2 separate regions of the Homo sapiens genome follow, and region 2 is linked to region 1. A link is a loop called in an ENCODE intact Hi-C map of the cell type or tissue named here. Cell type or tissue: MCF 10A. All regions are shown on one strand. Each heading gives the region's core, and the rest is flanking DNA. Links, peaks and the distances in the headings are about the cores only. Region 1 overlaps USP38 (ubiquitin specific peptidase 38). Region 2 overlaps GAB1 (GRB2 associated binding protein 1).

Region 1 (8,000 bases), core at 1-8,000:
TTTAGATTCACACTAGATGGAGCTCTTTAGCTAATTCCAGGATTATTTTTCAAAAGTTTATTCCCATTGAATGACCTGGTAAATATAATAACCCTAACAATTTCAACCTACAGCATTTTTCAGAATGGTGGCAATGACTAAGATTCCTATTTTATACCTTAGTTTATGTTTTAGATGGTGTGTAAGGATGAGGAGAGGGGTCATATATGAGATTACAGTCATATGCGACTTCGAAAACTAGATTTACCTTGATATTTTAGAAATGTTTAACTTAATAACAAGAAAAACTCTGTGACTGCACATACAGAAAAGTATCTGCTGATCATATATCGTTTGTGTTCTGTTTGTAGGCTAGAGAATGTGTTACCAATTTGTATAAATTCAGCATTGTTTATCCTTTTTTCTTTTCAGATTGTTCCTCATGTGGTTAATTTGGTTCATTCTTTCAAAAATGATGGTCTGCCTTCAAGTACAGCCTTCTTAGTACAATTAACAGAATTGATACACTGTATGATGTATCATTATTCTGGATTTCCAGATCTCTATGAACCTATTCTGGAGGCAATAAAGGTATGATGATAGTTGTACCAATATTTGTGGAGTTGTGTTATATTAATAAGGTGAAACATTCTTATAACCAGCTACTCAATTTACTATTTTATGGTAATATGCTTTTTATTTGAAAAATGCAGTTAGAATCAGGTTTCATTTAGGGAGTAACAGCTTTCTTGCTGGAGTCACCATTCTAAATTAATAACCATATTTCTTTATTTCTGCAGTGTCATCAATTATAAGGCATATCTTTAAATTTATAATAGCTTTTTGGGAAATTTGTTTAAAAAGAAATGCTACGTTAAGTTAATGCATACATCAGATTTGCACCCCAATATTAGAAGTGTTAAAGTATATGTAGAGTACATCTTAGAATACAGGAAATGGAGTTTAATAAAATATTTGACTTTGATTTCTTCCCCTTTTTAATCTTTTTTTTTTTTTTCTTCTTGAGACCAAGTCTCGCTCTGTCACCTAGGCTGGAGTGCAGTGGTACCATTTCTGCTCACTGCAACCTTCACCTCCTGGATTCAAGCGATTCTTCCGCCTCAGCCTCCTGAATAGCTGGGACTACAGGCACCTGCCACCATGCCCGGCTAATTTGTATTTTTAGTAGAGACAGGGTTTTACCATGTTGGCCAGGCTGGTCTGAAACTCCTGACCTCAAGTAATCTGCCTGCCTTGGCCTTCCAAAGTCCTGGGATTACAGGCGTGAGCCACTGCACCTGGCCTCTTTTTTAATTCTATTTTTGCTGTGGACTGTTCATCAATGTTTCGAATCTTTACTTGAATTATTTGTGGAGTTATACTGTGTTTCAATTTTATATGGAAATGGTTCTAAAAAGCACTTTTTTTTTTTTTTGGACAGTCTTGCTCTGTTGCCCAGGCTGAAGTGCAATGGCATGATCACGGCTCACTGCAGCCTCTACATCTTGAGCTCAAGTGACCCTCCTGCCTCAGCCTCCCAAGTAGCTGGGACTCCAGGTGCACACCACCACGCCAGGCTAACTTTTTATTTTTTGTAGAGTCGGGGCCTCACTATGTTGCTCAGGCTGGTCTTGAATTCCTAGGCTCAAGTGATCCTCATCCTCCCAAAGTGCTGGGATTACAGGCATGAGCCACTGTGCCTAGCCTAAAAAGCACTTCTGTTTGTGTTGAAGACTGGATCACAATAAACATACTTTCCTCTCAGTAAACTTACTGCATAATCAGTGTATAGCAAAAGAATAGGAGAACTGAACTCAGCCAAACTCAATCAGAAATTATTAGAAATCAATTCTATTGATGGTTTTTTTGAGATCTGAATTTCAACATAAAGGTCTTATTATCTTTACTTCTGTATCTGAGGTGGATTAAAAACAGTTCTTTTTACTGTATCATTAACTAAATCAAACTTATTTTGGTTGAGCTCAGAACACAAAGACTGTTAAGCAATTAATGTATATTGCTGGGGTGACACTTTGACACTTCAGAAGTAGATTATGTTCAGGAGCATTGTGAAGTGGATTTGATGGTAATATTAATCTCTTTCTACATTGTCCCTGGATCCATAGATGATAGTTGCTGCACTTGTTAATTGATTGCCATTGTTTAGTTCATCAGAGTTTTTCATGTTGAAAATTCTGATAACTCATATAGGCTCAGAAGAAACAATGGGCTCGCTCTAAGCCCAAAGAAAGCACTTTTTCTTAGCTGTCAACAACAACAAAAATGAGAAGATTGAAACTCCTTCAGAAAATGTTTGTTTGTTAAGGTCTAAGTGCCAGATGCTAATAGCAATCCAGATAAGCCCTAATGATTTTACCAACTTCCCTTACTCTCCAGTGCTCTATTCATGCTTGAAATAATTTACACTTGAAATGTTATCTCATACTTCACAAAGTTGATAAGAAAAATCCATATGTTGTAATAATTTTCTATATGGGTAACATGAGATTAAGTTTTATTTTTCTTAAAGGTCATTGTGCATAGATGCTTTCATTTCTCATTTCTTAATTACTTTGGGATTTTATTTCTAAGGGTTAATACTGAGTAAATATTAGTATTTAATGAAAAGGAGACATTTTTATTACAAAATTTGAAAACAAATTGTTTACTTATGTTTAACTGTGTGCTAAAATTTAAGTCTTCATTCTACTGCCTTTGAATAGCACTGCAGTGTATTCTCTGACCCCAAAGTTTTATTTTATAAACATTTTGCTGGCATATAGAGAACATAAAGAGTTCAAATGTGACTTGAATTTCCAGCTTTTGAGTATTCCTTAACTTGATAAAATCTGTTATTAGACAATATTTATTTTTGCCATACAGTGAAATTTGATATTTTCATGACTAGCCAAGTACTGCCAGTTACTTCAAAACTAAGTGGGGGAAAAGAAAGTTCAAATGTCGGTGTAAGAATCTTCTTAATGGTGTTAATTAATTTAACAACAAAAATAATTTTTACTTTACTTTTAAACTGTTTTTCTTCTTTATGACCTATAGGATTTTCCTAAGCCCAGTGAAGAGAAGATTAAGTTAATTCTCAATCAAAGTGCCTGGACTTCTCAATCCAATTCTTTGGCGTCTTGCTTGTCTAGACTTTCTGGAAAATCTGAAACTGGGAAAACTGGTCTTATTAACCTAGGAAATACATGTTATATGAACAGTGTTATACAAGCCTTGTTTATGGCCACAGAGTAAGTTTAAACTTGAATCTTTTCATTTTAACTGTAGAAGTTGATGCATGCTGATGAAATATAAGATGATAGAATTGTCTACACATTATTCCTTATAAATGGCATAAATGTTAACTTTGATTGCCTTATTCAGAAATGAAACTGCTTTTAGTGCTCAGAAACTATGAAAATGTTAACATTAGGCTGGGTGTGGTGGCTCACGCCTGTAATCCCAGCACTTTGGGAGGCCAAGACGGGTGGATAGCTTGAGGTCAGGAGTTTGAGAGCAGCCTGGCCGTCATGGCAAAATCCCATCACTACTAAAAATACCAAAATTAGCCAGGCGTGGTGGTGGGCACCTGTAATCCCAGCTACTCGGGAGGCTGAGGCAGGAGAATCACTTGAACCCAGGAGGCAGAGGTTGCAGTGAGCCAAGATCGTGCTGTTGCACTCCAGCCTGGGTTACAGAGTGAGAGTCAGTCTCAAAAAAAGAAAAGTTAACATTAATTCTGCTTATTATTCATTGCATTTAAATGCCACTTTAAAGAAATTACTATTCCAAAGAGTTTAAGTGTGCTAGAGTACTTCATTGTTGTTATCCTGTGAGACTGTAATTTTTTTTAACCTATACGTGTTTTGAGGGAAGTTATATATAATTTTATCTGCCGGTCAGTATTTTGGTATTTGTCAGATCAACAACTTTGTTGCTGTTTGAGAAGTTTAAGTTCTGCTCCACCCCAGGGCAATAATTACTGAACACATGTATAAACAGACATGTTCCTTTCCCCTCTTAAGAATTTTCTTTCAAATCCATTTTCTTTTGCACCTAAGCAAATAGGAAATCAGAAGTTGTTAGTTATGTGAATGCTATCTGCAAAGGTACAAAATAACGATAAACTTTTCCTGAAGACAAAAACATGATTGAATTTTTCTCCTGATTACCAATAAGCTATTCATGGAACTTGCCCAAAGAGGTTTACAAATTAAGTTCTAAGCTTTTCCAAGTTGTTATGCCTGCCCAGAGGAATCATAAACTATGAAATGTCGAATTTGGTTGGGTGCCGTGGCTTGCGCCTGTAATCCCAGCACTTTGGGAGGGTGAGGCAGGTGGATCATGAGGTCAGGAATTTGAGACCAGCCTGACCAACATGGTGAAACCCCGTCTCTACTAAAAATACAAAAATTAGCCAGGCATGGTGATGTGTGCCTGTAATCCCAACTATTCAGGAGGCTGAGGCAGGAGAATCACTTGAACCCAGGAGGCGGAGGTTGCAGTGAGCCAAGATTGTGCCACTGCACTCCAGCCTGGGCAACACAGTGAGACTCCATCTAAAAAAGAAAGAAAGAGAGAGAGAGAAGAATTTGCTTTATTTTATTGTTGGGCTCCAGATTATAATATCAGCACTCAGGTGTTTTTGGTTTCATTTAGCATTTAATTTTTTGGTTTGTTTGTATTTGGAATTTTTTTTTTTTTTAGAGAGCAGCTATATCTTTAGACACAAGTGATACTAGGCATAAGACTGAAAGAATCCCCATCTTACCACCAGAGGTCATCTAGTCCAGACATCTCCTTTTACAGATGACAGAGAAAACAAAAAACCAAAGCAGTTATAACGGCAAGAGCAAATAAAAGGTTATCTCTTATTGAACAGTGGCCAATAATATTATCTCTGAATGGGAAGACAGCATATTTTATTTCTTAAGTAATATATGAATTCTTCTTCATAGTTTAAAAATAAATTTTATATAGAATAAAAAGCAGACATTCCCATTTCCAAAGGTAATTTGTTAACAGTTACGTTGTTCCAGACCTTTTTTGGTACAGTTGCATGTTTGTATTTAATATGAAAACAAATGCATTTTTTAAAGAAAATTTGCAGAGAATCCTATTTATATATTCTTTTCCAGCCACTTGCTTTTATCATTTAATAATTTGTATTCGAAATATTCCCATATTGGGGCAATACAGATCCGTGTCATTCCCAGTAAATGTGTATGCCATCATTTATTTATTAAATACTCATTTAATTTAATGAGATTTAATAAATAAGTTAAATTAGTATTTAATAAATACTTCTTTATTTAATAATGCTCCTATTGATGAATATTAGGTTGTTTTGCTTATAATTAACATCTCTCTGCCCTTATACAGATACAGAGGATTTTTCTTTGAATATTTTCCATATCTTTGAATATCCTTTGAATATCTTTCAAATTGCTCTCCAAAAAAGCTGTAGCATTTTGAACTCTGATACCAATATAAGATTGTACCTAGAACCTGTACCTTTAGCAACAAATCAGCCTTTTTAATTTTTTGCCAATATGAAGAAAAATGTCTCTTAATTTGCATATTGCTGCTAATTATAGAGTTTTTCCCTCTCTTATTTTTCTTTATTCATTTGTGTTTCTCTTCCAAATAACCTGTTCTTTTCTTTGTACATCTTTTTGTTGGGTCTTTTTTGTTTTCATGTTGCTTTATATATACTCTGGATAATCATCCTTTGCTACATGCTTTTTTCAAGGCACAATTCAAATTTGTGGGGTGTTTTATTTATAATTTTTTAATTTTATGTATTCCAGTCTTCCACTTTTCATTTGTAGCATCTGGACTTTTAAAAGCCTTTACCCTCTAAATTTCTTGTTTCTTTATTTTAAGTACTTCAGTAGTTTTGTATTTTATATCTAGCTCATTAGTCCTGTGGTATCTGTATTGGTGTATAATCTTATGTAACTTCATTTTTTACCGGATGGATACCCAGCTGTCCCTTTACTTTTTTTTTTTTTTTGAGTAGTTTATCCTTTTCCCACGCTCTATTCTTTAAATGACTTTAATTTTATAGTGTGTTTTAATGACAGCATATTTTTTTATTTCATGAAGATTTGAAAGAATTTAAGTTTACTTATCTTATAAATTAATGGCTTAACCTATTTGTATTTGCTAATCCAGAAAATAGAAATAATATGTGATAGCACATAGTCCATTAACAGGCTTTATAGTAAATGTTAATTTATTGTCATTCTTCCCTTCCTTCTTTACTGTTAGATAGATAACTTCCTTAGGAAAAGGACCATTAGGTAAATGAAGTTTTACTTTAAGGATAATAAATTCTTGAACTAACTTGCTTTTAGCTTTTAAGAAATGCTTTTAAATGGCCAGGCACAGTGGCTTATGCCTGTAATTCCAGCACTTTGGGAGGCCGAGGTGGGTGGATCATTTGAGGTTTCGGTGAGCTGAGATTGTGCCACTGCCCTCCAGCCTGGGCAACAAAAGGAAACTCTGTCTCAAAAAAAAAAAAAGCTTTTAATAAATGCATGTGTTTGTACGCACATATATATAAATCATTATATTCTCTTTCAGTTTCAGGAGACAAGTATTATCTTTAAATCTAAATGGGTGCAATTCATTAATGAAAAAATTACAGCATCTTTTTGCCTTTCTGGCCCATACACAGGTGAGTGTGTATGTGTATATAGTACGTTTATGTTAACTGCGTGGTAATATTCATTAAACTTTACCTTATACCTAACCTTTTTAACTGATGAAATAATATAATAGATATCTCACCCAGTATAACAAATCCACTTAGAAATGCTAAAGAGATCCTGCCTAAAATATCTAGATTTTTTTTATTTTCAGGATATGCCCTAAGTTTTTATATTTTTCTCTTGCTTCCCATTATTGTAGCTGAATATTACGCTGACCCATTGATCTAGAAATTTTTACAAAGAAAATATGATTTCCTATCCAATAAATAAGTTCCTTCATGAAGAATTATTTTTAAGTGCATCTTTGTTTCCTGATATTAAATTAGTAGATTTGTACAATAATGAGCAAATAAAATAATATTGTGGTGCCTGGGCTTTTTTCTCTTTTCTTATGTATACCTATTCATTATAACTAAAGATCTCTGCAGTTCTGTTTATCTGTTAAGTTCTAGAGCTTAAAATTTCGTGGTGATCTTTTATGTCCACACATTAATCCGGGGTCATTAATTTATGTTAATGGCACCAAGGTGGTCATATATAGTAAATATTCACTCAACAGACATTTATTAAGAGACGCTATATGCAGTCAGTGATAAGCATTAAAAGAAGAGTCTTGGCCAGGCGCAGTGGCTCACGCCTGTAATCCTAACACTTGGAGGCCAAGGCAGGCAGATTACTTGAGGTCAGGAGTTTGAGACCAGCCTGGCCAACATTGTGAAACCCCATCTCTACTAAAAATACAAAAATTAGCCAGGCATGGTGGCACACGCCTGTAATCCCAGCTACTCAGGAGGCTGAGATAGGAGAATTGCTTGAACCCAGGAGGTGGAGCTTGCGGTGAGCCGAGATCGTGCCACTGCACTCCAGCCTAGCTAACAGAGTGAGCCCCTGTCTCAAAAAAAAAAAAGAGTCTTTATGTTCAAAGAACTTTTAGTTTAGATTTTGAGCCTATACACATGAGTAATATATATGTCATTATTTATAATATATATTATTATTTTTCTGGTTTTACTTTCATTGCCTTTATCTCACAGAGGTCTAAAGGAGCAGTAGTTAGGACCAGAAGAAACAATAGGTTGAGAATTGATGGGGTTCAGTTGATGGGAATGCTTTTGTTTTCTTTCTACAAGCTGAGAAATATCTCAAATATAACTTCTTAAATGGAAAGAATCTAGACAGGATTAATATGAGATGATAGTAATGGCCTATGAGTAGTTATATACTCAGATATTTTTATTATTCTTTATCTGGGGAAAGTATGTTCACAAATTAAATTTACCATATCAAGACCAAGGGAAACGAAAT
Region 2 (17,434 bases), core at 5,350-13,349, 190 kb after region 1:
CATCATAGAGACCTGCAGTTGATTATTTTACCAACCTCACTACTCTTTTGTCTCAACCCTCCAAATCTTTGTTTTTTCACCTGGAAACTGGGAATAGTAACAGTACTTTCCTCAGAGACTCATTAATAAGATAATTCATGTAAAACACCCAGAACAGTGCTACATAATAGTGTTCATACCAGTTATGATTAAGCCTATGCTGCTGGGCCAAAGAGCCCCCAAAATACAGTGAATTAAAGGGCATACAACTTTTTTTATATTGCTCATATAAAAGGGTAAGCATTCCAGGCTTGCAAAGAATCATGTTCTTTGCAGAAATTCAGGCACCCAGATTTCTTCCATCTTGTTGCTCCATGCTTCCTACATCTCAGGGTTCATCTACATAGTCAAAGATAGGTCGCAGGTATGTCTGTGTCCCAGCTTGAGGGGACAGGAAGAAGTGTGGAGGCAGCATGCGCAATGTCTTCATGCTCAGTCCTAGAGAAGGCACACATCATTGCCATGTACTTTGCACTGGGGAGAATTAAGTCACATGGCCGCCCACATCTGGCTGCCAGAGAGGCTGAGTGGTATAATTTCTACCTGGATGACCATGTGCTCAGTTACAATTCATTCATTGTGGAAGAACAGAAGAACAGATTTGGGTGAGCAGGTAATGGTCTGCCCCACAGTGCTTAATAAATGCAACCATTATGTATTTATTTAAAAATAACATTTCAAGTAACAGTCTAAATGTCTTTGTTCTGGGGAAGAGGAATCAAAGAGCTTCTGTAACACAGAATTTGTGCTACATAGCACATATCTCCCATAAGTGTTATTTTTATTTTTTGGAAGGGAGTCTTTTAAGTATTGAACTTCAAATCAAGGTAAACCTTGAGGGAGAAAAGAAAGAGTGGACAAAAAGCAGTAGAAGGGATGGGAATGTATTAAAAGGAATGAATGCTAATTAGCTATATGCTCTTCCTTCCTCTCAGCCAGCCATCTGGGCAACAAGAAAGGCTTACTACAGTTAGATAAATTTAACCCCTTCTCTGACCTGGCAAGGACAAAGTACACTGGCTTCTGAAGAAACTTTTTCTTGGGAGCAAGGTAGTTATTTCAAAGCACAGAAAAAGGCGGCGGGGGGCACAGAGAAGCACAGAGAAGCGGGGGCAGTTGCACAGGTAAAACATTCATCTTGGCTTTTCTTTTTAAAAGATAAACTTTGTCCCACGTAAAGAGGAAAACTGCATAGATATTCATTGAGATTATCTGATTTGTCACTGTTGCCAAAGAAAAAACAAAGGTAAAATACACGAGTTTCTGCATTCAGAAGAAAGTATTTCAGGTAAAAATTAACTATTAAGCAACTTTTCTCAGCAGAAGAAATGCCCAAATTCTTAAGGACAGCCAAGTTGTGAGTTAGAGAGCTAGTGTTATAACAGATATTTTTAAATACATATATGAATTACCTCCTTACGTTACTTTATTCTTGTGTTTTTAGCAACTGTTGAAAACAATTATAAGAAATGAAATAATGTCCTGAGCTGCCACATGGTATGTTTTAAAATCTGCGATTTTATTCTTGACAAGTAACATACACTACATGCTTTTGTGTGCAAGTAATGCTCAGATGTTTGATAACGGAGTGATCTTAAAGAGGAGGCATCTGTTTTTGTTTTTATAAGTAGTTCATTGCCTAACTACCAAAAATAGCTGCAGTTATTTTAAACAGATGGTCCCAAGTTAATAGGGAAGAAAGTAGAAGTGAGTCTATTTCCCCAGTTTTTATTTTTACCCCACAAAAATGGTAAAAATAATTAACAGTATATAATTTGAACAAATTCTATCAGAATGCTTTCTTCTAAGTTATTCTTTCTGAGAGAGGGGATTTGTCAATTGAAGTATATGATGTGGTGGAGTTGAAAGCCAATATAAATTGCTTAAATTTCTACTTTCTGATAGCGTTCATCAAAATGATTGCTGCATTGTTGAAATAGAGCTTTTGATTTTTAAAAGACAATTAAATTGTGGTAAGATACATGAAACCTACCAAAACTTACTTCAAAAGTTTTGAAGTCTTAAGAGGGTGGTAAGTGGTGGTGGTGACATGTTAAGAGTAGGACCTTGCCAGATGACCAGAAAGAATATGGGTTGATGACATTAATATTTTTATGATTTCTGAATTCCTCAGGAGTCCTAAGTTAATAGTTAATAACCTACTCTTTAGTTTCTGACATTGAAGATAATGAATATTTTGATAATGCAACAACGAATTTGTATTTATAAGGGACTTTGAAGAAGAATGCATTTGTGTGGTATACAGATGCTGTTACTATACATCAGTTTCAGTAGATTACAATAGTACTTGGGCCCAACTACTATCGTATATAGCTATCCATCTGTAAAGAAGATGGATATCTGAGGTTTTTTACTTCTGAAATACTAGGCTGTTAAAGCTTACTGAGATTTTTACTTTCTATTAGTGATAGCAGTACCTTTTTCATGTCTATGGGCTATATTTCCATGTATATGTCCACAAAGTACCTGCAGTTCTTTGATTTTGATTTTTGCATTTTCTTTACTGTTTCATGTGGACTATGGGCTGTAAGCTGCTTACATTGAATCTTTCAGTTTTGCTTCTGTCTGAATTTGTCTAGATGAAAAATACTAGACTGGCTCATATGAAATGATAAAATTGTAGACCAGGGTAGCAAACTATGGCCTGTGGGCCTGATACTGTTTAAGAAGGTTTTTCACATTTACAAAGGTTTTTTTTTTTAAAAAAAAAAAAAGAAAAAAAAAGAATATGAGACAGAAACCATGTGTGTAGCCTACAAAACCTAAAATATTTATGATCTGGCCCTTTACAAAAAGGTTTGCTGTCCTCTGTCATAGACAAATAGTACAGTGTTAAGTGGTTAAGGGCACAGGCTCTGGGTGAGGCCAGACTACTAGGTTCAGATCCTGGCTTTACTATTTCCAGTATGACCTAGTCAAGTTACTTAATGTCTTTGTGACTCGTTTTCTCATCTATAAATGGGAATAAATTACAGCCTACCTCATAGGGCTGTGATGAGGATTAAATTAATGTATAAAGTGCATAGAACAATGTCTGGTACTTAATGAGTATTCAATAAATGTTAATAATTGTTATTGCATTGGAAAAAATCTTGAAAGATCATGTAAACTAATTTTGGCTTTCCAGTGGTGAGTGTCCGCATTATTAAAGACCATTTTTCTGATTTCTGCATCAAGAGTGGAGGGTCATTTTCTTTTTAATGGTGCCTGCTTTACCCAAAAAAGAAAAGAGAGGCCCATAGTCAAATGTAAAAAAATGCTTGAAAACATAAAAAACTGTAACCACAGCTGCTTTTTAAGAAAAGGACAATCAAAGCTCTTTGAATTAAATGACACTTAAAAAACAGCACAAAGATCCTTTTACATACTTAGGACAAGCATAAGAAGAAATAAAGTGGAAATAAAAGATGTGGAAGATAATGTTAGAAGGAAGGGGAAACAGGAATGAGAAAGGTAGTCAGCAGCTGGGCGCTGTGGCTCACACCTGTAATCCCAGCACTTTGGGAGGCCAAGGCAGACAGATCAGGAGGTCAGGAGATCGAGACCATCCTGGCTAACACGGTGAAACCCTGTCTCTATTAAAAATACAAAAAAATTAGCTGGGCATGGTGGCACGTGCCTGTAGTCCCAGCTACTCAGGAGGCTGAGTCAGGAGAAACACTTGAACCCGGGAGGTGGATGTTGCAGTGAGCCGAGATCGTGCTACTGCACTCCATCCAGCCTGGGGGACAGAGTGAGACTCTGTCTCAAAACAAAACAAAAAAAAGGTAGTCAGCAGAAGAGGAGAAAGATTCGGATCAAAAGGGAAGCTGGAGGTTTTTCAAGGAAGTCCAGTGTTGACATCCCTCCTTCCCTTGGGAACCCACCTCAGTTAATCTGTGTGTCCAATTTAAATGCTTCCATTTGAAGAAAAGCCTGACTTGTTTATTTTCTATTGCAGAAATAAATTTTTATCATCAAGTAATATTAACTGAATATACATTATATGTAACTTGTGTTCCCTCAGAAAACTGATCACATGTATACAAAAGCATCATATTTTGTATCTTTATTTTTAGGTCAAGCAATTCTGTACCCCTTAGCCACTTAGTTTCATCATCATCATCAAACATTTTTTGGGTTCCTAAATATGTTTCTTCATGTTTAATACTTCTTTATTCTGCTTGTTCTTTCAAGTAGGGAAAGGACAAACTTAATTATTTACAAAATGTAGACGATGGTTAAAAAACAGGAAAAAAATTTAATGAAGTGTAATTCATTCTCTCTTTTTCCTTCTTTTGTACTCAGGTTGTTTATTCTGTTGATGGATATTGGACTGGAGTGATGAGTGTTCTAGGATGGGTATTTGATGATGCCAGGGGACTCAAGTAATGGCTTTGCATGAAGATTACACAGTAAAGCTGCACATTGATTACCTCATCTTATTAGCTGATGGAGATGTTTGAGAGGACAAGATTGCAGGGCTTTCAAGCCTGTACAGCTACCAGGATTTGATCCTAAGAGCTTGATCATTGTCATTGCCCATAGGGACTGTGTTAAGAATAGTGGTGGTTTACTACTTAAACGCATGAGAGTGTTATAACAGTTCCCTATGTCTTTTGAATTGTTTAGATAAGGTTAGGACTTTCAGATCAACTTGAGTTTTAATTTTTAGCATTTATAGAATTCTAAAATTAATCCTGTTTGTTTTTGTCTTCCTCCACTAAAATTTAAGTTTGCTGAGGTAGACAGTTTTGTTTCTGGAACCACTATCCCTCCAGCGGCTAGAACAGTGGAACATGTTCAATAAATATTCAATAAATATTTTTGAATAAGTGAATGAATGAACAGGTTAAATGTAATCTTTATTTTTTAATGAACTATCCTTTCCAGAGACATACAAATTGCCAGTTGATGGCATTTTTTATTTCTTTTTGTAAAAAGAGTATTTTAAAATTTGAATGAGTTCTATCTAACAGATAACACAGTTGAGTACATTAAAAGGGACCTTGAACACAAAATCCATGTTTTCGTGGATTAGTATTTTTGCAGCTTAAATGGTGAACGATAGGATTGTTAGATGCAAATAACTCTGGAAATTAAAGACCTTTAGTTGTAACTCTCCCTAAAATGTTTGTGAGAGCTTGTAAAATGTTGTTCACTTTATTCTATTATAAAAGGGCATTATAATAAATATGAAGTTTTGAAACCATGTTCTTTTAAATGAGGTGAATTATAGAACTCTGTTATTAGCCATTATGCTGTGCCCCTTCTTTTAAAGCATATCCCTCCACATACCCTTTCTAAGGACTTGGGGGTAACAAAATGAGGAGTAAGTGAAGAAAGAAGAAGGCACAGCTTGTCGAGATTGATGGACCGCCCCCCGCCCCCGGGAGAGCAGCGTAGGAAATTGCAGGATGAAATTTGTGTGCCAGTCTTGTCAGCACCCATTCCTGTTGAAGGAGAGGGCATATGGATGAGGTGGGGAGGATTCCAGCAGAGGGGACCCAGGAAAGGGGAGGGGGTGGGGACAACAGGAAGTGTAATGGGAGGCTTGGGGAAAGTTGAAGATCTGATAAAGGTAGTTGGTGAGGTGAAGAAAGGAGAATCCACTAAAACTTGACCCTAGGAGCATTCTCCGCCGAATGGCATGGGGTAGTGACCCTGACTCTGGACAAGGAGAGAAGCAAATGTACTCCTAGCCCTACTTGGGACCTTAAGGAAAGACTCATCCATGGCCATGATAGTGTAAATGCTGTTTATTGGTTTTAAGCTCTTTAACTCACCCTTTGGAGTGAAAAACAATAGAAAGTTAAGCTGGTTACAGAACAGACTGTAAATGTTATAAACCTTGAAAATGTAAACTATAGATACAGCAGATGGAAATTAGGCAGTGGAAGGGCATGAGGAGAGATGGGGGGAAAGGATGAAAACTGATTGTTCCAAGGAGCTAGAAGATGCACTCTAAGACTGATTAAAAATAGCAGCTCGATCGGGTGGCTTAATGTCATTCTGGTTGAGGGACTGGAATATGTGGTGCCACTATATTGGGATAAAGCAGGAAAGTGAGATGTCAAGACAGGACTTCAGTAGATCTAAAAGAGGTAAGTCATATATAAGCATATTATTTGGAAATATGGGGTTTCTCTTTCAGTGTCCTGATAAGAGACTGGATTCAGCCCAGATGGTTCAAATGCATACTTTAATGAATGGACTACTTATGGTATTATGGGCTGGTTTACATTCTTGGGGTTGAGGGACAGAGGAAGAAATAATAAATACTAATTTTAAAAACTGTACACAGGCTTATTGAGCACTGAGGCAGTGGAAGAGTGGCCACTCAAGGGTGCAGTGGTCAGGGATGTAAGGAGCCCCTGCTGGAAGCACAGGGAATAAATGCTCCCACTTCTGCCCAAACACAGAGAAAGGCAGAGAGTGAGTGGGGGTTAGGTAAAGCAGGGAGGGGTAAGAGAAGAATAACCAGCAGGGAAGGTAGGTAGAACTTGGGTTGGGGTGATCGTGTTGCCTGATAAACTGTTCTGTACAGTTTGATAATCTCTTGCAGGGAGATGGAATATTTTAATGTAAATATTTGCATTTAGCACCTACTATTTCATCTAATGTGACAGGAGCTTGGTGGACCAGTAGTGACTTGAGCAAGATCTCTGCCGTCAAGTAGCTTATAGTCTGATTGGAAAGACAAGATGCTACCAAAACTAGCAAAAAACAAACAAAAAAATGATTACACATTGTGATTAATGCTATAAGTTTAATTTCAGAGCACACAAAAAGGTTAATCCTGCTTGTATAAACTTAATTCTTTAATAATGATACTGCAGGCATTTTTACAATATAGTTAATTATTTGGGAGTGGGAACAATTCTTTTGAGTAGCCCATTTTGCTCTATTTAACTATAAATACACTACATGCTACAAATCAGATGTACAGATGAAACAGCTGCTGCTTCGTTGTTTTGTTCCTGTTACTCATTTTAATGAATAATTTGAACAGACTCCAAAACATTAAATTATATGTATAAACATACTTTAAGGATTATATCATAATGTTAGTGTATTTAAAACTTAGTGGTGATGTCATTACCTAAATATAGTAAATTTTAAGAAAACAAATTATTTGAGCTATTTTACCCTCTATAAATACTTTGGCAGTAAAACAGACAAGGGCTAAAAATCAACCCAAGCATCCATATCCAAGTATAGAGAGCTGTGAAATTCCCCCACTTTCTTCCTCCTGACATATGAACCTTGATAATTAAAATATATCTTTCCAAGGTCCCTGCATGAAATTTGACTTTTCTTGCCTTTCTAATGGAGATATGAGCAATGGCAGAGACAGGGAAAAGGACTTAGAAGCAGAAGAGTTTTATTCTGTCTTCCTTGATACTTCCTGTGGCTGAAGGGTTTTGTCCAAAGGGAAAAGATAAATGAACAGAGGAAGATAGATGTAGGCTCATTCCTCATGCCTCCCATCTTCCGTAGCATTCACAGCAGTCTGAGAACAGACAAATTCAAGTCCTGGGTTCCTATATCCTGAGCATTTGCTTATTAAAATAAACCTTTGAATACTTCATCTACTCTGATTCAGACTACTCTCTTTCCTCCATGAAAAAGCTGGTGAGGGTGTTATAAGCTGATACTATATACATGTAAGATGTAGTCATGAATCATTGGAAGCTCACTGCTTTTAGAACCTGCCAAAATTACCATACTAATGCACTTCTATGAAGGGTGTTAAAATGGTAATTAAGCAAATAAACTCTGCTTATTTTAGTACCTTTATTCATTTCAGAATATTTTTTGTATGGATCTCTCATTTGATTTTTACACAGTTTTTAGAAGCAGAATTTCTGCTGTTGCAGGGGGAAGTTTTATATGTTCAAGTACTTAAATATGAGAGAAAATCTAGAATTGCCTCTACAAATCATTTTGTTTGTAATAATCATGAGTTACACATTCTGTTTGCTCTAGAAATCAAGAAACAGAATAGTGGATCATTTAAGGCCAGAAACTATATCCACTACTTGTATCTCCCTTTTGGGATGGTTTTCTGATGTTTTTTTCAGTGTGTGTCATTTGTATAACCCTGGCCGGCTGTCTTGAAAATATATGTCACTAATCATGGTAGGGGGTAGGTGGGTGAGGGGGTCATCTGATTGGTTGTTTACATAAATTAGTTGTAGTGTCTGTTATCTTCATATTTAAATAACTGTATATGTTAGTATAAAACTCCAGTATAAAATGGGCAGCTGGCCAGGTGCTATGGCTCACATCTGTAATCCCAGCACTTTGGGAAGCTGAGGCAGGAGGATCGTTTGAGCTCAGGAGTTCGAGACCAACCTAGGCAACATGAGGAAACCTCATCTTTACAAGAAAAAAAAAGTAAGTAAGTAAAATGGGCAGTTGGTTTAGAAGAGAGACAGACAAAACCCATACCCTTTCTAGATAGAAAGATCCCCATCTAGATGAGTGTGCTTTCTGATAGGAGTCACACAGCCATACCTGCCATCACTGAACCATTGTGTCTTTTACTTTACCTGTTCTTTGATTTTGAAATACTGTGGAAATGATTTCTCAGATTTTCAGAGTTGTCTTTATGGAAATGATTTTGTTTTAGTTATTCACGTCTAGGACATCTGAAAACCAAAAGTAAAGTGGCCAGACCATGTCAGTCTAGAAACTAGCAGCCAGTAAATTGTCTTCTTAAATATTAAGAAAGCAATATACTACCTAGATGCAATCAAAGATGTCAGCTTTTCCTTAAAAGGCAATGATCAAAAGTCCAAAGGTGCACAAGGAAATAGTTAAACCTACCTAAGTTGAAACAAAAGTTTTGGCTTTAGGACAAAAGGGTTTAATAGGAATTCACAAGTAACCTTTCTATTTTTGAGTGACTGATTTGCAGTTCAAACTACAGGTAACCTCTTTGTGCTTTGTGTTTTATATTGTTGTTGTGTTTTTGTTTGTTTTCCCACGTGTTGGCAGTGCTTGCCTTTTTTGAAATTTTCCCTGCTCATAAACACTCCACTAGGGGGCAGACAAAAGAATAGAGAAGAAAAGAAACCCATATCAATACACTGCATCCAGTATACATTTACATGACATGTTTGCTGCTCCTTCTCTATACTGTGGCGGAAGTCTTTCTGTTCATTCATCCTTCTTATAAGGGCACTCAAAGTGATTTTTAGCAGTCTTATTTTTACATTTAAAATATAAACATATTTCCACAAGTTAAATGGTAATTTTAAAATTCATTGTCATAGTAATTTTTTATGGTTTTTCTGGTATGTCTACCAGTGAACCACTTAATAACGAACACTTAGTTGTGTATTGATGACTGTAATGATGATCCCTATAGGGTTTATCTTACGTGGAGCATTTGTTTACCCATCCACACTAAATTGAGTCTTGCTCTTTTTTTTTTTTTTTTCGAGATAGGGTCTCACCTGTCACCCAGGCTGGAGTGCAGTGGCGCAATCTTGGCTCACTGCAACCTCCGTCTCCTGGGTGTTCAAGTGATTCTCATGCCTCAGTCTCCCCAGTAACTTGGATTACGGGTGTGCACCACCATGCCTGGCTCATTGTTTTGTATTTTTAGTAGAGACAGGGTTTCACCATGTTGGCCAGACTGGTCTTGATCTCCTGATCTCAAATGATCCATCCTTCATGGCCTCCCAAAGTGCTGGGACTACAGGCGTGAGCCACTGTGCCTGGCCTGAGTCTCTACTTTTTGTCAGGCACATGTCCAAGTTTTGAGAACAGAGCAGCAAAGAGAAAGAGCCTGGATGGTAGAGTGTGAAAAGGGGGGTGGTTATGGCTGCCTCCTAAGCCATTTGGTGAAAAGACTAGGCTGTGAAAGGAAACGGAAGAAATTCTTGATGGCTAATGCTGGGTGGTTTTTATTTCTAATTATTCCTTATAACAGCTCATAATGATTAGAATGCCATATGGAGCTGGAGTTGGGGCTTCACTTGTGAGAGAATAAGCTCCCCTTCTTAATCTATGCCATGTCTAGGGAGGCTAGCTGAAGACTTTTTATTTTTTATTTTTAATTCTTCCTTTATCTTTGCTCCAGCAAGAATCAAATCCAGTTACCAAAAATGTATTTACTTCAGCCAACCTGGGGTTACAGAATCTTTAAATGAAAATGTTATTGCTTGGCTGGGCGCGATGGCTCACGTCTGTAATCCCAGCACTTTGGGAGGCTGAGGCAGGCAGATCACCTGAGGTCGGGAGTTCAAGAGCAGCCTGGCCAACATAACGAAACCCCATCTCTACTAAAAATACAGAAAATTAGCTGGGTGTGGTGGCATGCACCTGTAATCCCAGCTACTTAGAAGGTTGAGACAGGAGAATCACTTGAACCTGGGAGGCAGAGGTTGCAGTGAGCTGAGATCACACCACTGTACTCCAGCCTGGACAACAGAGCAAGACTCCATCACAAAAAAAAAAAAAAAAGTCATTGCTTTGCCTCTTTGTGGTCAGTTATTCAACAAAATACAGAACGGTGTTTTTGTTTTTATTTCTTTTTTATATCATAAAATTTATTTTAACTACGGATGTTTTGTTTTCTCAACTTTCTCTCTAGTTTGGAACAGTTATCTTTGTAGATAACTATAAGTAGATTGTCTAGTAAAGTTTTAAAGTATAAACACTTGAATTGCCTAGGAGTTAAGCTAATTTTTTTTCTGAGACTGTCTTCAGGTTACAATGCTTAACATAAATTGAAATATCAAGAGATCTTTTTTTGGAATAAATTATTCATCTGTTAGATCTAATAAATCATTCTGCACACTGTGAGATTGCAATTGTTGGTAAACAAGGTGATAACATTTCTGTTGAGAGGATTATACAGATTTGTTTTAGTCATTATTTGCTTAGAGCATCAACTGCATTCTGTACCAGATTGGGCAAGGCCTAACAGAACATTCATTGAGTGATAATTAAATATCTTAAATGCTACAATGTTTTGGGGATGCTGTGTTAAGTTAGAAAGTAAATAAATATCTAGTGTTTTTATAATCATGAAATGCATTTTCTTTATGGGTTTCAGGAAGCATTTCAGTTAGGACTTCACCTTTCCCTCCGTAATTCTAGCATGGTAAGCAAGACTTGGAAAAAGTCACAATAGGTGGAAAATTAAGGAATTAAAAATTTAAACCTGCCTCAGAAGGTTGTATGGCTCCTGAAACCAAAGATACATTCATCCTTATTTTAAAAACTAGCTACTTAAAAGTATGTATGATATGAATAAAGATTAGATGAGAATATGGAGAAATAGATTTTTTGATGCTGGCGAGATTATGTATAATTTTCGCCTTCACTTTTCAGTTGACGTTGTTGCTAGTTATTTATTTAAAATAAATTTGTTAAAGTAAATGCCCATATAGCTTACATGATTTTTTTCTGGAGAACACTTTCCTTGGATATTGGGCAACCTTCAGAAATAATAGACTCCACCACAGTACTTTAAGAGGCACAGACATTTAAAATTTATGATATACAAGTATAAGCTAAGTTTATGTTTGCAGGGTTTTTTTTTTCTCTTTAACAGCTGCTAGAATTTTAAGATTTCTTAGAATTAAAGACGAGATAAAATTTAAACCAATGCTATCCAAAAATTAATATCTAAGAATAACTTCGCATAAATTATAGAGACCAAATAGGCTTTTGTCTACACTAATAAAATGTTCCTTTGAATCCTTAATAATCTTAGTATAACTGCCCTAGGCGATCCAGGTTGATTGAAGCATTATGGATTTTAGTTGGAAAATTTTCCCTGTGTTTGATTTAGAATTATCTAGCTTTTTCAGGAACAGAACAATAAATAGAATTGTTGTCTTTAACATGCCTACCCTTCTGTACCAGCTGGGATATGAGGACTTTTATCTGTGTTCATAGCATATATATCTGTGTTCCACTTGACTTCTGGTCTCCTTTTCTCTATTTCACCAGCATGTACAGTCTTAGGAATGAGGAATGGGGAAGAGATCACTGGATTAGAGAGGGGATGTGTTGAGTGGAAAAATACAGGCCAAATAACTTCCTTCAGAATTTCGTGAAGGTCAGGTCCCATCACAAAGGGTTGGAGATTTGTGGTATTTTGAAGCCCTCTAATTAAATAGGGGAATAGGTACCATCTTTTCCTTTCCTGTTCACCTTTCCCTGTTCTACCCTTCTTCGTTCTAGTTAAATACCAGCAATTGGATATGTAAAGTAAAATACTGAAATGTGAAATTCTGTGGTGAAATGTGGGATGTCCAGATGACATCTCTGAAAACCCAAAGCCAATCCCTGTGCTCCAAACTGAAGGTTTATATTTAGAAGACAGTGCAGATCCTGTATTTTTAAATTGCTGTAAACATGTTTATGTGGTTATTTTTAGCTTTTACAGACTTTAGTGAACTTCCAAGTTGGCAAGTCAGACACAGTCGGTTGTTGTCTGTTACCTCAGATGCCAGCACTTTCTGAATGACTCTGGTTGTCTCACTGGGTTTCTAACATGTTGAAAGCAGATGAGTGTGTAAGTTATCTTGTGTCAACTGCACATGGTCTATCTAATCTATCTATATGGGTGATTGTATTACTATACATAGTGTACTTGTTTTCTTTTTTCTTTTTTTTTTGTTTTTAAGCTTTTATGAACTGGTAACAATTTTGCTTGGAGCTCAAGATGAGTTGGGTCCTGCCAGATGGCACTGTTATTTCTCTGGCAGAAGTAGCTAGTTATTTTCTCTTTTCCTTCAACACTTCTCTCCTTGTCCTCAAGCATTAAATCATGCATATACAATACAAATCCTTACAGCCGCTGTTATTTTCAGTCCATTGTATCTATTTCCTGTTGACCGAAGGTTATGAGGCTTGGGTAGTGTAGAGGGAGATGAAAAGTTGACAGAAAAAAGAAAGCTGGGCTCATTTTAGGGGCAAAACACCATAAAATGGGCAAGATGGCACTTGGATTTATTGAAAACAAAAAGAAATAAATAGGCAATCGTCTTTCTTGTATGGTGAGATCATTATCTGCATGGTGCATGCATGAAGAATCGTTTTCCTCCAAGAATCGTGTTTTATGAAAGGGTGACACCCGTAGCCCTCATGGGGAAAGAGGAAGATGTCATTATTGGCACTTGGGCTGAGCCTTCCACGTTTGCATCAGAGATCTTGATTTCATTATCTGTGCCATAATTTTTATCTTGCATTCAACCTTGTACTTAGTCCTTCTCTTTAGATGAAGTTATTCATTCTTGCTTATTGGACTTAATGTAGTTTATAGTCAGTAGCTCCAGAAGGCATAATTTATCTCTTTGGAAGGATGTCTTTCTAAAGAAACTTTTCATTGCCATATATCTTGTTCTGGAAGCTTTAGACTGAGATTTATGTTAAGAAGAAAATGATATTTAAGCGTTATTTTGGCTTTTTACATATAAATCTAATTATGGAAATTTGAAATTTGATTTGTAACACTTCAGTGCTTTCCCTTTAGTTCTTAATGTGAAAGTGTTGTTTTTAAACAGTGATCCAAATCTTAATATAGCAGTGTTTTATTTTGTTGTAAATTGTGAATGTTTCATAAGAAACTAAGAAAAGAAAATGGGAATGTTTTGTTTTGCTGGAAATTCAAAACAGTAGTTCTAACCCAGAAATAATTATTTTGGATTGGATAGCTGAACAAGAAATGGAATTTAGAATCAGTACATTTTTTGAAGATAAATTTTCATTGAAAAATTCTAGATTGTCATTGGCGTATTTTATTAATGATCAGTTTTATTTAAGCAACCATTTCCTTTCCTAATCATGACAATAACAACATATGGGACACATTTTTAGGGTAGAGTAAGTTTGTGGAACACAGTGAAACTAGGAAATAGACCCACATGCTTGTTAGGATCTCAGGCACAACTGCTTACAGTAGCATTACACAATTTAAATATTTGTTGTGGATTTTATTATTAAAGCTGTACCTGCTTCAGCAATTGATCTTGCTTGTCTCTTAAGTTGAAGAAATATCCTTTAAAACTGCACTGTCCAGCCTGGGCAACCCACTGAGACCTCATCTCTTCCAAAAAATTGAAAAGTTAGCCAGGCGTGGTGGCATGCACGTGTGGTCCCAGCTACTGGACAGGCTGAGGTGGGAGGATTGCTTGAGCCCAGGAGGTTGATGCTGCCATGAGCCATGACTGCTCCATTGCACACAGCCTGAGCAACAGAGCGAGACACTGTTGCAAAACTGAAAACAAAACAACTGCATTGTCCATATGATAGCTTCTAGCCACATGTGGCTAAATTTAAATTAAATAAGTTAGAAAATCAGTTCCTCAGTTGCATCAGCCACTTTTCAAGTTTTGTAGTCACATGTTGGCTAATGGATCCTGTGATGGTCAGCACAGCCATTTCCATTATCACAGAAAGTTCTGTTGGACAGCACTGCTCCAAAACTGCAATTAGAATTTGCCTCTGTGCAGGAAAATTTTATGTCTTTAATTTGAGAGATAACATGAATTTTCTACTGCATAAACAATATTTATTTTTTCATGGTCTTGTTCTTTATTTAAACAAGACGTTATTAAACATCAAATGGACATTGACATTATACTTCATAGCATATGCCATTTTGTTCTTATTCTCTGTGATGACGTTACATTCTACCCTCTGAGAGACTGGGAAGTCATTACACACACACATACACACAAATGTATGGATATATAGAGAGAGAGAGAGACTATGTAACTGTGTATATATACATAAAAATGCTAACATAATATTCAATGACTGAAATGTGTGGGCCTTCTCATAGTAGGCACTGTGAAGTTGTAGGTTCCTAATATTAACATATTGGCACGGTTTCAGTCCCAGGGTTCATAATTGACTTATTCCCTGATTAAGTTAGTTTCACTTTTTGTTCACTGAGCCTTGTGGGCTGGAGATTTGAGAGTTTATGGCTGAATTCTTACAACAATAAGAAAACCCACTATTGGTTTGTTGTATCATCCATTATACCTGAAGGCCAAGTTAGTGAAGAACAGAGACAGCATCATTACCAAATGAATTAAGACATTCATTCATTTGTTCATTTATTCAGGCAACAGTTATCACCCATGCCTTTTAACCACCAAGTCCTTGCATGCTGTACACTATGCTGAACACTTAAAGAGAAATAAGACAGAATCTTGGGGGAGGAAAGCAGTTGTACAAAGGGTTGATTGAAATGCCAAGGTAGAGTGCTATGATGGAGGTTTGCACAAGGTACTGTGGACATCTTGGAGTAGTCAGCTTGACCTGGCCGAGGTGACAGGGGAGCCAGAATTTGCAGAAAGAAAGGTGTTGCCAATATTCCTTCACACCAAATTCCATCTACTCCAAATGGAAAAGATGAGTTTCTTGCCATGATCTCTCAGTATTTTGGGAATTTTGCAAACCATGGGGAGAAAAAAAACTCTTTAAAAAAAAAAGCCATTCCTAAGCATCACTTTGATGGCTGTGTAAGACTCCTGTATGGTGGTATATCATCGTTTATTTACTCAGTTTCCTACTGTGACTAATCATCTGGGTTTGCCCAGGACTGAGCCATTTTCTAGGATGTGGGACTTGCAGAGCTAAAACGAGGATAGTCTTGTGAAAACTGGGATAGTTGATCATCCTACCTTCTACTGAATATTTAGATCATTTCAAATATTTACTTACAGAAACAATACTGTGCTGAAAATTTTGGTGCCTAGGTATTTAGCCACATTTTTTTTTTCATTATTTCCTTAGGTGAGAGTCGTAGAAATGGAATTAATGGCTCAATGACTGTGGACATGTTTTGGAGCTCATGGCAGTGCTCATGGTTCTTTATTGCATTTTTTGCTGTATTCAGCTAGACTGGCAGGAGTCTGCCTGGACATTTGCACCACCTCTGCCTCCGCAAGTTCTTAGGGAGATGAGCCAAAGACTTGTTCTTCACTAGCTGCAACTTGTGTTCCAAATCTTTAGCTGGCCAGATTGCATGTAAACTCCAACTAACAGAGCCTTGGCCAGAAGTAGGCCAAAAGCCAGTCTCAAAAGATGGAGTGAACTCTGTGTCCCGATTTTCCTCTGCCCACATCCTGACCTGAGCTCACTGACTCTGACTGCACATGGTGGTAAGAAAAGGGTGAGATCCAGTGGACCCAAGGCCAGTGGCCTTTCTTCCCAGTACACACAGCTGTGGGTCACCCCAGGGCACCATCCGACTCACATGGAACATTGCATGTTTAACTTTGTTTGGCTCCCAGCCAGTTTCTCACTTTTTCCGTCTCCTCTTGGTTAGGGTAAGAAAGTTTGCAAAACCACCAGAGTTAGAGTGTGGGCACAGCCCCAACAATTGGGAATATGAGGACAGAAGTGAAATGGTACTTTCAAGTAAAAATATACTTAGCTTGCCCCACAGTGCTGTATTTAGAATTAATACAGCCATGAGGTGACATACTTTCCTGTGGAACCTAATAAATAAATTTACCTAATTGGGGTCCAAGGCAGACCAGCCTCATACCAAATTGTCTCTGTAGTAAGATGTATTAAAGTCAAGTCCTATTTTCAGGGTTCTTAACGTGTTAACAGGGGTCCTGTGAAACCTTGAAACTATACAATATTACCTATATACCTTTTTTCTAAGAAAAGTTTTCATTGCTTTAATCAGATGCTCAAAGCCGTCTATGACCCAGAAAAGGTTTAAGAACCACCTATGTATATTAAATACTAAGGGGTTTTTGTCATTGCTTTTTTTTTTTGGCTTTTTGTTTATTTTATGTAGTGCTTATGCCTAGGCTTTGAGGTAGGCATTAATTTAGCAGTAATTTCAACAAGTAAATTATATGCACTATTACTGAGAATTCAAAATTCCTGAACTCTTTCCCTAGCTAGTATAGTATTTCTGAGTCAAATTTGATTTTTTTCCTCTTATGAAATTGTTTTATTTCCAACTAATTTGTTGTATCCAGGCAATGTACGTAAACTCTAATATCTTAAGTTTATGGAACAGTTGAAAGCTTAGATCTAGGCATTGTTCTGCATTATTTTCAGTGTATTCTTTTGTTTATATTACTAAGCTAAAGTTAGCTCGGATAGCACAAGGCTAGAAAATGGTGACAACAGTTTGAAAACAGGAAATTTTAGGCTTCTGTGTGTTTGGAACAGATGATCATAATGATAGAGCCAGTGGAGTGGAAACTTCCACCGAGCCTGTTTTTTCCTTATTTTGCTCTATGAGAAAAGATGGTGCTTCCTGGAAAACAACTCAAGTATTTTAAAGCAAATGGTTTTCCTTTGTCCCTGCTTCATGGTTAATTTGTTTTTCTTTATTTTATTTACCCTAGTAATAGTATTATGGAAATATTTTTAATAGGCAAAGTAATTCCTA

What was found. Hi-C counts contacts between places; a loop is a spot of excess contacts. Peaks named below come from ENCODE experiments on the same cell type or tissue, not always from the same donor. Only the 100,000 strongest peaks of a DNase experiment are listed, where the experiment ranks them.
Region 2: a loop joins it to region 1, with 4 times the contacts of the local background. A loop is called at or near these places in 6 of 110 quality-filtered maps.

What each region holds. Positions count from the first base shown.
Region 1 is chr4:143,202,997-143,210,996 of GRCh38, forward strand. USP38 (ubiquitin specific peptidase 38) reads left to right here. Exons shown (of 10, transcript NM_032557.6): 5 at 412-570; 6 at 3,037-3,230; 7 at 6,568-6,661. Among named protein-coding and RNA genes, the nearest start is that of USP38, 22 kb to the left of the region's middle. In MCF 10A, for the core only: CTCF peaks have their summits at 14 (motif pointing right) and 4,811; no DNase peak of the experiment used is centred there.
Region 2 is chr4:143,390,470-143,407,903 of GRCh38, forward strand. All of the region lies in intron 1 of GAB1 (GRB2 associated binding protein 1), which reads left to right. Among named protein-coding and RNA genes, the nearest start is that of MIR3139, 56 kb to the left of the region's middle. RefSeq lists enhancers at 14,062-14,121, 14,242-14,361, 14,372-14,451. In MCF 10A, for the core only: a CTCF peak has its summit at 9,074 (motif pointing right); no DNase peak of the experiment used is centred there.